3 separate regions of the Homo sapiens genome follow, and regions 1 and 2 are each linked to region 3. A link is a contact called in ENCODE Hi-C or POLR2A ChIA-PET data. All regions are on one chromosome and are shown on one strand. Each heading gives the region's core, a stretch centred on a gene start or an enhancer-like site at or near the end of the contact. The rest is flanking DNA. Distances are from core to core; before and after follow the strand shown. Region 1 overlaps SGMS1 (sphingomyelin synthase 1). Region 2 overlaps SGMS1 (sphingomyelin synthase 1). Region 3 has its middle 24 kb from the start of SGMS1-AS1.

Region 1 (2,700 bases), core at 19-2,518, 250 kb before region 3:
GAGGACCCATATTCAAAAGAAAATTCCTTGACACTACATAAAACATTGAGAAATCCTAAACATTTCTGTTTCTAAAGTTAATAAAATGTTTATGGTGGGTATGTATACTGCTGAAAAAGTTATTTCCACCCTTAACCGATTCATCATTCATCTGAGGATCCCAATTCTACTGAAAGAGGAACTAAACCAAGGTCTGGACCCTCCAGTGCATTTCCTCCCTTTCCATGATGAAAAACGTTAACAAAACCAGAAGGGGAAAAGTTAGCCTTTGGTGAAATCTTGCCCTCCTTTTAGTGGCTGTCTCCTCAGGAGTCTTTGCTTCTCTGAGCCCTCAGGGTGGGGCTCCCAGTCCCACCCCTCTAGAGGTCCAAGCTTAAAGACTACCTCTTCTCCTCTCTTTACTTCCCACGTGCAGCCCCCATTATCTTAAGTCCAGGTATTCTCAGCTAGGAGTTGAGCAAAGCAAGGCAAAAGTCAACCCACACAGTAAGGTACATTTCTCTTCCCTAGGATGTTTTGCATTTCAGAAGGTCTATGTTCCACAACTGTAAATGCCTCCAGTTCAAGAGTATACAAAAGAGAAGTGAAAAAATTCAGGACCGTGGAAGGGGGGATATTTTGGAACTAGAGAGAGGAAGGAACATGTTAATCTTAAGACGAATTAGTTACAAATAGAAAGAATTAGACTAACTCCATCTGTTTTTGTTTGTTTGTTTGAGGAAGTGTTGACCTTTCCAAGCCAGTTTCCCTGTCTATAAAAATATGGATACCATCACCTGACTCACAGGATTAAATGAGATAATGAGCTGCAGAGTACCTAGTAGAGTCTAGGCACACAGCAGGTGCTCACCAATCATGGCTGCTTTTAGCAGTCTGTCTTCTCACATCCATCCCCACCCCACCCACAAGTGGCATTATTTTTCACATCTTCCTTCCCCCAATTTCTATACCCAAAGATTCTTTTAAAAGTAGCTAGGTCCCCTCCCCTCAATGCATCCCAACAGCGGCAGCCTCCAGTGTTCTGTTAAAAAGAAAGCTGTGTGGTGAACCGGCGGTGTTACTTGAAGATAAGCACTCCACCCTTCTGCACACTCTCAGGAGCTCAAGTACGGGACACTCAAAATGTGAATATCCGTTGGTTGATTTGTACTATCAAATTTACTCAAAATTAATGTGCAGTAAGATCAAAAGCAAAAAAAAAATGCTTCTTCTCTTTGCATGAGTACTCCCAACCCATTCTCTTCAAATGAATCATCATCTAAGATCTCTGATGTAGTTGCTAGATTTAGAGAACTTGTACATTCTTTGCAAATGGCAGATAACTGCCCTTGAGGAGATGGTTAGCAGCACTCTTAGACAGAGGACTCACTCAGTGTAGGGCACTCTGCAGGACCAGGTAGGATAGATACGTGGTCTCTGTGGGTGTCTAAGTTGTCACTCCCCAGTTCAAGGATCTAGAACCTCAAATCATACACATGCACAATAAAGCAAGATGAAGATGTTAAAGAGGACAGAAGAAACCAAGTATGGTTAGCTGGTCTTAGAAAGGAGACAGGCATGACACCAAAGCAGAGGAGAAGGCGTGCAAGGCAGATAAAGTCAGTTTGCTTTAGCAACATCCTGGCTACACACACAACTGATCACAGCTCACTCTCTCGCCGAGAGAGAAAATGCCTATGTTTAAAAGTTCTGAAGAACAAAGTGTCTGGGTTTATTTAGATGTCCACATCTCTTTGCCTCTGTGCATCTGAGTTATCTCTTCTGGATAAGCATCAGTTGCTATATATTGCTTTGGTTTTTCCTTTAGAAGACAAACACAAGTTGAGGAAGCTGCCTTTCCCGTTTGCCAATGATGATAAAATGCAACAGCTGTTACTTAAGCAACCATTTAGGTTTCAGAGGTATTGAAGATAAATCTGTTATTTCTTCTAAAGAAAAGCTTTTTCCTCTTGAGGTGTTAATTACTGATTTTAAATAAGTCACTAAAATCAAGTAAGTTATGTGACCTACGAAGGGCTGATGGTGACAGAATCTGCCTGAAATAGGTAGAGTGGCACCTAAGAACTCTGCCTCTAAGCCATTTCGCCGCTCTTCAGCATGTGACTTGGGAATGCCTTCTACTTATAGATACATTTCAAAAGGCTACACACAGAAAGTTTTCCGTCCCTGACTTTGTACTCTGGTGTGCTAAGATTTTAGTATATAGTTAATATCATTCTGCAAATTTTTTCTCTCAGTAATAAAGTGAGGCAGACAAGTTTGGTGGTTATTTTTCCACTCTCTCGGAGCTTCTTAAAAAGTAGAGGTCTTCAGAAAACAGTAATTATTCACGTGCAATGACAAAAAATAAATAAGCACACCATATAAAAACAATCAGGCTCTAAACAGATGTATAAATGCAGGGAGTAGACATCTAAAATACTTTCAGGAACTATCAGATGACTTCAAAATATGATCATATCATCAGATTTTGAAATATTAAATAATGAAATGAAATTATCCTAACCTTTAAAAAATATTAGCTTTTAATCCAAACTGGTTTATAAAGGCAATAAAATAATATTTTAAAAATTATTTTAATAGTACAGAGTTACTTAATCCAAAAGAATTGCAGAACGTTTGTAAGCAATTTGAAGCTAACAATACCGGTGTTGTAAGTTGGGATGTGATGTCATAAGTGAGAACTTTTCAGTGTTACTT
Region 2 (2,700 bases), core at 188-2,687, 150 kb before region 3:
GATGAGGCACATGCTGTGCAGGAAAAGGGCCTACAAAACATTTGAAAAGTGTGTTTTTGTATTCTGGTATAAATAATTCTTTAATGGCTCTAAATGTCTTTCTGCCTTTATTGTCAAGCTGGCAGTAGTACCTAGCACGCTGTCTTGCATAAACTTCAAAAAAAGTACTCTGCTGGTCAATGGCTGTTCTTTATCCTCCAGCCAAATGCCTAAGGGACTGTATGAACCTATTCACATCAGTGAACATCAACATACAGCTTCCTTACCAGACAGAATCACACTGTGTACTCTACCACCACTCCACACTATGCCCATCACCAAACACTACCCAGAAAAGCAACGAGGCACACAGCACTAGTAAATGCCCCATTTGTCCTGTTCCTCAACAAAACACAAGCCAGCCCACTTAATAATGTCCAGAAGCTGTTATATATTCCAAGTAGGAACAGACATGGCCAGAGCTGCCTAATGGCTCCCAGATCCCAGTTTAAAGACAACCCTAGGCCTTCCTATATCACATTCCAGGTGATCCCATGGCTTTGGGAGAATAAAAACAGCTCCTCTCTACCAGTACCTAGGCCTGGCTACCATCTCAAATTCATTATGAGCTGTGTGATCTTAGGCAAACTGCTTAGCCTCTCTAATCCTGGATGTCCTCATCCGCAAAATGGTGCCAGTAATGTCACCCATCTATATAGCTCACAGAGCTACAGTAAGGATAAAGCTTTTGGCATCCAAGTAGTCCTCCATGCATGTCAACTAATGTCACTACCAACATCTTTAGACACAAACCCACAGCAGCCTCCTGTTTGGTCTCCCTAATTCCACTCTAGCTTCCACCCACTGGTAAAAGTGATCTTAAAAGGGGGATATGGTAAAGTCATCCTCCACCCTTCTTCCAACACTGAAATGTAGAGACAGCTCTACTGTCATTAGAATGAAGTCCAGAAGGCTCGATGCAAACCTCTCCAAGTGTCAACGATTAACGATGAGAACTCTGCCTCCACCCACACCTCTCTTCCCCACAATAGGGTAGCCTTGACAGATGATCCTAATTCTCCTTTGATGACATTTTCAAACTTACAAAGTTGTCTAATAAGGATCATTATGCACTTCAGTGTGAGCTCCATTCACCACTATACTGCTCACATAGCTATCAACTAACAAGAAATGTTGAGGACTCATCTTTTCAAGAATTACAATCTATACAACCCATAATAGTGTTAAAGCTGGAAGACATGACAAACAAGCTTCAGTGTTCTATCATATTAAACTTGTCCATATGGAGCTGAACAGAACCAGTGAGATTATGCAAGAGAAGCCAAAAGGTAAGTGAGTATTAAATACCAGATCCTGGCCGGGCGCGGTGGCTCACGCCTATAATCCCAGCACTTTGGGAGGCCGAGGCAGATGGATCGCCTGAGTTCAGGAGTTTAAGACCAGCCTGGCCAACATAGTGAAACCCTGTCTCTACTAAAAATACAAAAAATTAGCCGGACGTGGTGGTGCATGCCTGTAATCCCAGCTACTCAGAAGGCTGAGGCAGGAGAATCATTTGAACCTGGGAGGCGGAGGTTGCAGTGAGCCAAGATCGCACCATTGCACTCCAGCCTGGGCAACAACAGCAAAACTCATCTAAAAAAAAAAAAATTCCAGATCCTTCAGTTGACAGGTCAGACCAGATGATTCATCCACCTACCATCTAACACTGTGCCTAACTGAAATGCATGACTTTCAGTTAGAGGTTTCACTTTGGACATATCTGTTTACCTATTTGAATGTGAGCCCTAAGTTATTTTTATATTTTGCTTTTCCTCTCAGGCTGAGAAAGCTGCTGCTAAAAACTCTCAGAGTAAAAGTATGCTGATATCACACTCCAGGGAATTTGGTTTCTAAGAAAAGCCCACTCATTTTTAAAAGACAAGATGAAGAGAACACAGACTTCAAGCAAGTTGGGAGTTAGGGAAATATAACTCAAGGTCTCAATGACTTGCCCACCACCCCTGCTTTTTCAGCAATGCTGTTTGGGGGAGGGGATCATGGTAACTTAACATGGGAAAGATGTGATCGGATAAAATCTCTTTTATCATTCAGAGGGAAGAGGAATTCACAACCAATCACTTCAATCCTTATTTTCTTTTTAAAGCATTATTTTTATTGTGGTAAAATATACATAACATAATTTATCACCTTAATCATTTTTAAGTATATAGTTTTATGGCTTTAAGTACATTCACATTGTTGTGTAACCATCACCACCATCCATTTCCAGAGTGTTTTCAACATCCCAAAGAGAAATTCTGTACCTATTAAACAGTAACTCCCCTCTCAGCCCCTGGAAACCACCATTCTACTTTCTGTCTTTATGAATACACTAGGTACCTCATATATGTAGAAGCATATAGTATTTTTCCTTTTGTGACTAGCTGATTTCACTTACTATAATGTCCTCAAGGTTCATCCATGTTGTAGCAAGTGTCAGAATTTCCTTCCTTTTTAGGGCTGAATAATATTCCATTGTATGCAAACATCCTATTTTGTTTACCCATTCATCCATCAATGGGTATTTAGGTTGTTTCCTCTCCTTGGTTATTATGAATAATGCTGCTATAAACCGGGGTGTACAAACATATCTTCAAGAACCTGCTTTCAACACTTTCAGGTCTAAACCCAGAAGTGGAATTGCTGGATTATATGGTA
Region 3 (2,700 bases), core at 52-2,551:
GCCCAGGAGTTTGAAACCAGCCTGGGCAACATAGTAAGACCCTGTCTCTACTAAAAATAAAAATAATAAAAAAGGACATTAGCTGGGTGTGGTAGTGTGCCCCTGGAGTCCCAGCTATTTGGGAGGCTGAGGTAGGAGGATTGTTTGGGCTTGGAGGGTGAGGCTGCAGTAAGCTATGATTGCACCACTGCACTCCAGCCTGGGCAGCAGAGTGAGACCCCATATCAAAAAATAAATAAATAAAAATAAAAGACATTTTTAAGATATGTAATGAAGGGAGATGGTTGGGGAGGAGAGGAAGACAAAAGATACAACTCCGGGGGATGGTGGAGGTTTACCAAGAGGAGAAACCAGCAAGACACACAGTGGGAACAACCATGAGGGAAGAGGTGACTGAGGGACTGTATTGTTACTGCAGCCTCGGAAGCAGCAAACATAAAAAAGTTACCCTTTCTGCCCCACCCAAGCTCAGAGCCTCCTCACTGATTTTCCTACTCCCAGGCCCTCCCAGTGCCACTGTGGTTCACACTGAGCACTGGTCCTGGGGTCCTAGCAGTCATCATTTTACACAATTTGATCCTGTTCAGCTCTTCTGGTTTTGTCTCTCTTTCTTTCCTTCTTCTGAAAGTCTAGCTGGAGAAAATAACTCTCCATACCCCGGAACACACACCGCGTTTTCCCATCTTTAGCTCTCTGCTCACTAATGACTTCCCCTCTAATGTCCATCCCCATCATATCATCTCCACCCACCCAAGTCCTACCCATAAAAGGAGAAAAAAAAAAAGAAAAAAAGAAGCAGAGTCTCATTCCATCTCCCAGGCCAGAGTACAATGGTGCAATCACAGCTCACTGTGGCCTTGACATCCTGGGCTCAAGCTATCCTCCTACCTCAGCCTCCTGAGTAGACGGGACCACAGGCAGGCACCATGCCTGGCTAAATTTTTTTTTTCTTTTTAGACAGAGTTTCACTCTGTTGCCCAGGCTGGAATGCAGTGGCTTGATCTTGGCTCACTGCAACCTCTGCTTCACAAGTTCAAGTGATTCTTGTGCCTCAGCTTCCTGGGTAGCTAGGACTACAGGTGTGCTCCACCATGCGTGGCTAATTTTTTTGTATTTTTACTAGAGATGGGGTTTCCCCCATGTTGGCCAGGCTGGTCTTGAACTCCTGACCTCAAGTGATCCACCCACCTTTGCCTCCCAAAGTGCTGGGATTACAGGCGTGAGCTACTACACCCAGCCCAATTTTTTAAAATATTTTTTTGTAGAGACAGGGTTGTTATGTTGCCCAGGCTGGTCTTAAACTCCTGGGCTCAAGCAATCCTCCCACTTCTGCCTCCGAAAGTGGTGGGATTGCTGGTGTGTGCCACCGTGCCCAGCCCCAGCTCAACTCCGTAATGGGTAAATGAATAACCAAATGATGGCTCCAGTACAATCTTGATCACAGTCACACGGCCTCAATTCTCAGTATGATCTGAAATCTGCCCATAGTGCTGCACTTTGAACAGATCAGCAGCACAGATTTTTCACTGATACCCACAGAAATTACCATAGTTTAGATTATCAGATGTCTAAAGGAACATACGTCCTCATAGTTCCCACACCCAAACACATTTTTTTGCACATACAGCAGTTATCAAAAAGTGCCCCAGACTTTTCTCCTGAGCTACAAATATACAATGCCCTGCCTGCCCTCCTATCCTTAGCTCTATATTTTCAGTTCTTTCTCTCTCATTTATTGATTTTAACACCTTTCTTGCTCTGGTTTATGTGATATTATCTTGTAGGGAATTAAGTAGATGCTTCCAATTAGATTCATTACAAGTTCCCTTAAGAAGCGATTAGGAAGGTAAGAGTCCCAAGCGGCTGGTTCCCTCAGTAATACCAGCAGCATTTTTAGGGTGCATGCCAATATCAGACCAGGTTTTAAGTGCCACATTACTCCTTTATCACCAAGGGATCCTTGGAAGCTTGCAAAACTGAGTGCAGCTGAGCATAAAGTAGTGTTTTATTGAATGCCTTATGTGGCAATTACAAAGAAAACAGAAATATGAATCCCTCATCAAAAGGCAGTTTAGGAGGGGTAGTCAATCAGTGCATGGACCCTGTAGTCTAATGGTACTGGCTTTAAATTCCAGTGCCAGCTATAGGATTTTGGAAAATTACTTAACTTCTCTGAGCCTGTTTTCTCATCTGCTAAATGGGGGTAATGGTATAGTAATAGCGCTTTGGGGAGAATTAAATTAATTAAATTAAATTAAATTAATTCAGCACAATACTTGGTACATAGAGTTCAAATAAATGGCAGCTATTATCATTACCATGAAAATTAAAATTCCAGTGAATCACATGACCTGCCTTCCATTTCCAAAACTACGACCTTTTAGTTGCTAAGTTATTTGTGAAGTCTATGGGCTTTAAGAAAGATGGCAAGAAGGGAAAGAGGGAAAAGGGAAGAAGTTTTCCTATTTTCCATGGGTCAGGTTTTCATTGCTACTGAACTCTTTATACAAGCATAATAGAGATAATATTTTGAAAATATTAATAGTTTTCTTTCCCTTTAGAAAACTGCAAACTCCACCTCCTGGGTTCAAGCAATTCTTCTGCCTCCAGAGTAGCTGGGATTGCGGCATGCACCACCACGCCCAGCTAATTTTTGTATTTTTAGTAGAGACAGGATTTTGCCATATTGGCCAGGCTGGT

The links. A loop is a pair of places that touch in the nucleus more often than their neighbours do. ChIA-PET counts read pairs that join two places held with the same protein, here RNA polymerase II (POLR2A). Pooled maps may share reads with other maps.
Region 1: a pooled map shows a loop between it and region 3 (2.2-fold over the local background). The contact joins two enhancer-like sites. A Hi-C loop is called at or near these places in 8 of 50 pooled maps. POLR2A ChIA-PET finds 5 or more read pairs at or near these places in 5 of 52 experiments (GM12878, activated CD4-positive, alpha-beta T cell, activated CD4-positive, alpha-beta memory T cell and 1 more).
Region 2: a loop to region 3 is called in a pooled map, with 4 times the contacts of the local background. The contact joins two enhancer-like sites. A Hi-C loop is called at or near these places in 15 of 37 single-sample maps with no recorded cell type and 11 of 50 pooled maps. POLR2A ChIA-PET finds 5 or more read pairs at or near these places in 4 of 52 experiments (activated CD4-positive, alpha-beta T cell, activated CD4-positive, alpha-beta memory T cell and activated T-cell).

The regions. Positions count from the first base shown.
Region 1 is chr10:50,395,868-50,398,567 of GRCh38, forward strand. All of the region lies in intron 6 of SGMS1 (sphingomyelin synthase 1), which reads right to left. Among named protein-coding and RNA genes, the nearest start is that of ASAH2, 150 kb to the left of the region's middle. Within about 2 kb of position 1,269, at least 3 of the 41 ENCODE cell types and tissues checked have a DNase peak (open chromatin) inside an H3K27ac peak, as active enhancers do; they include GM12878, where a contact is called at or near this core.
Region 2 is chr10:50,496,156-50,498,855 of GRCh38, forward strand. All of the region lies in intron 3 of SGMS1 (sphingomyelin synthase 1), which reads right to left. Among named protein-coding and RNA genes, the nearest start is that of SGMS1, 130 kb to the right of the region's middle. Within about 2 kb of position 1,438, at least 2 of the 41 ENCODE cell types and tissues checked have a DNase peak (open chromatin) inside an H3K27ac peak, as active enhancers do.
Region 3 is chr10:50,647,415-50,650,114 of GRCh38, forward strand. No RefSeq gene overlaps it. Among named protein-coding and RNA genes, the nearest start is that of SGMS1-AS1, 24 kb to the left of the region's middle. RefSeq lists enhancers at 1,034-1,193, 1,214-1,363, 1,574-1,633. Within about 2 kb of position 1,302, at least 3 of the 41 ENCODE cell types and tissues checked have a DNase peak (open chromatin) inside an H3K27ac peak, as active enhancers do; they include GM12878, where a contact is called at or near this core.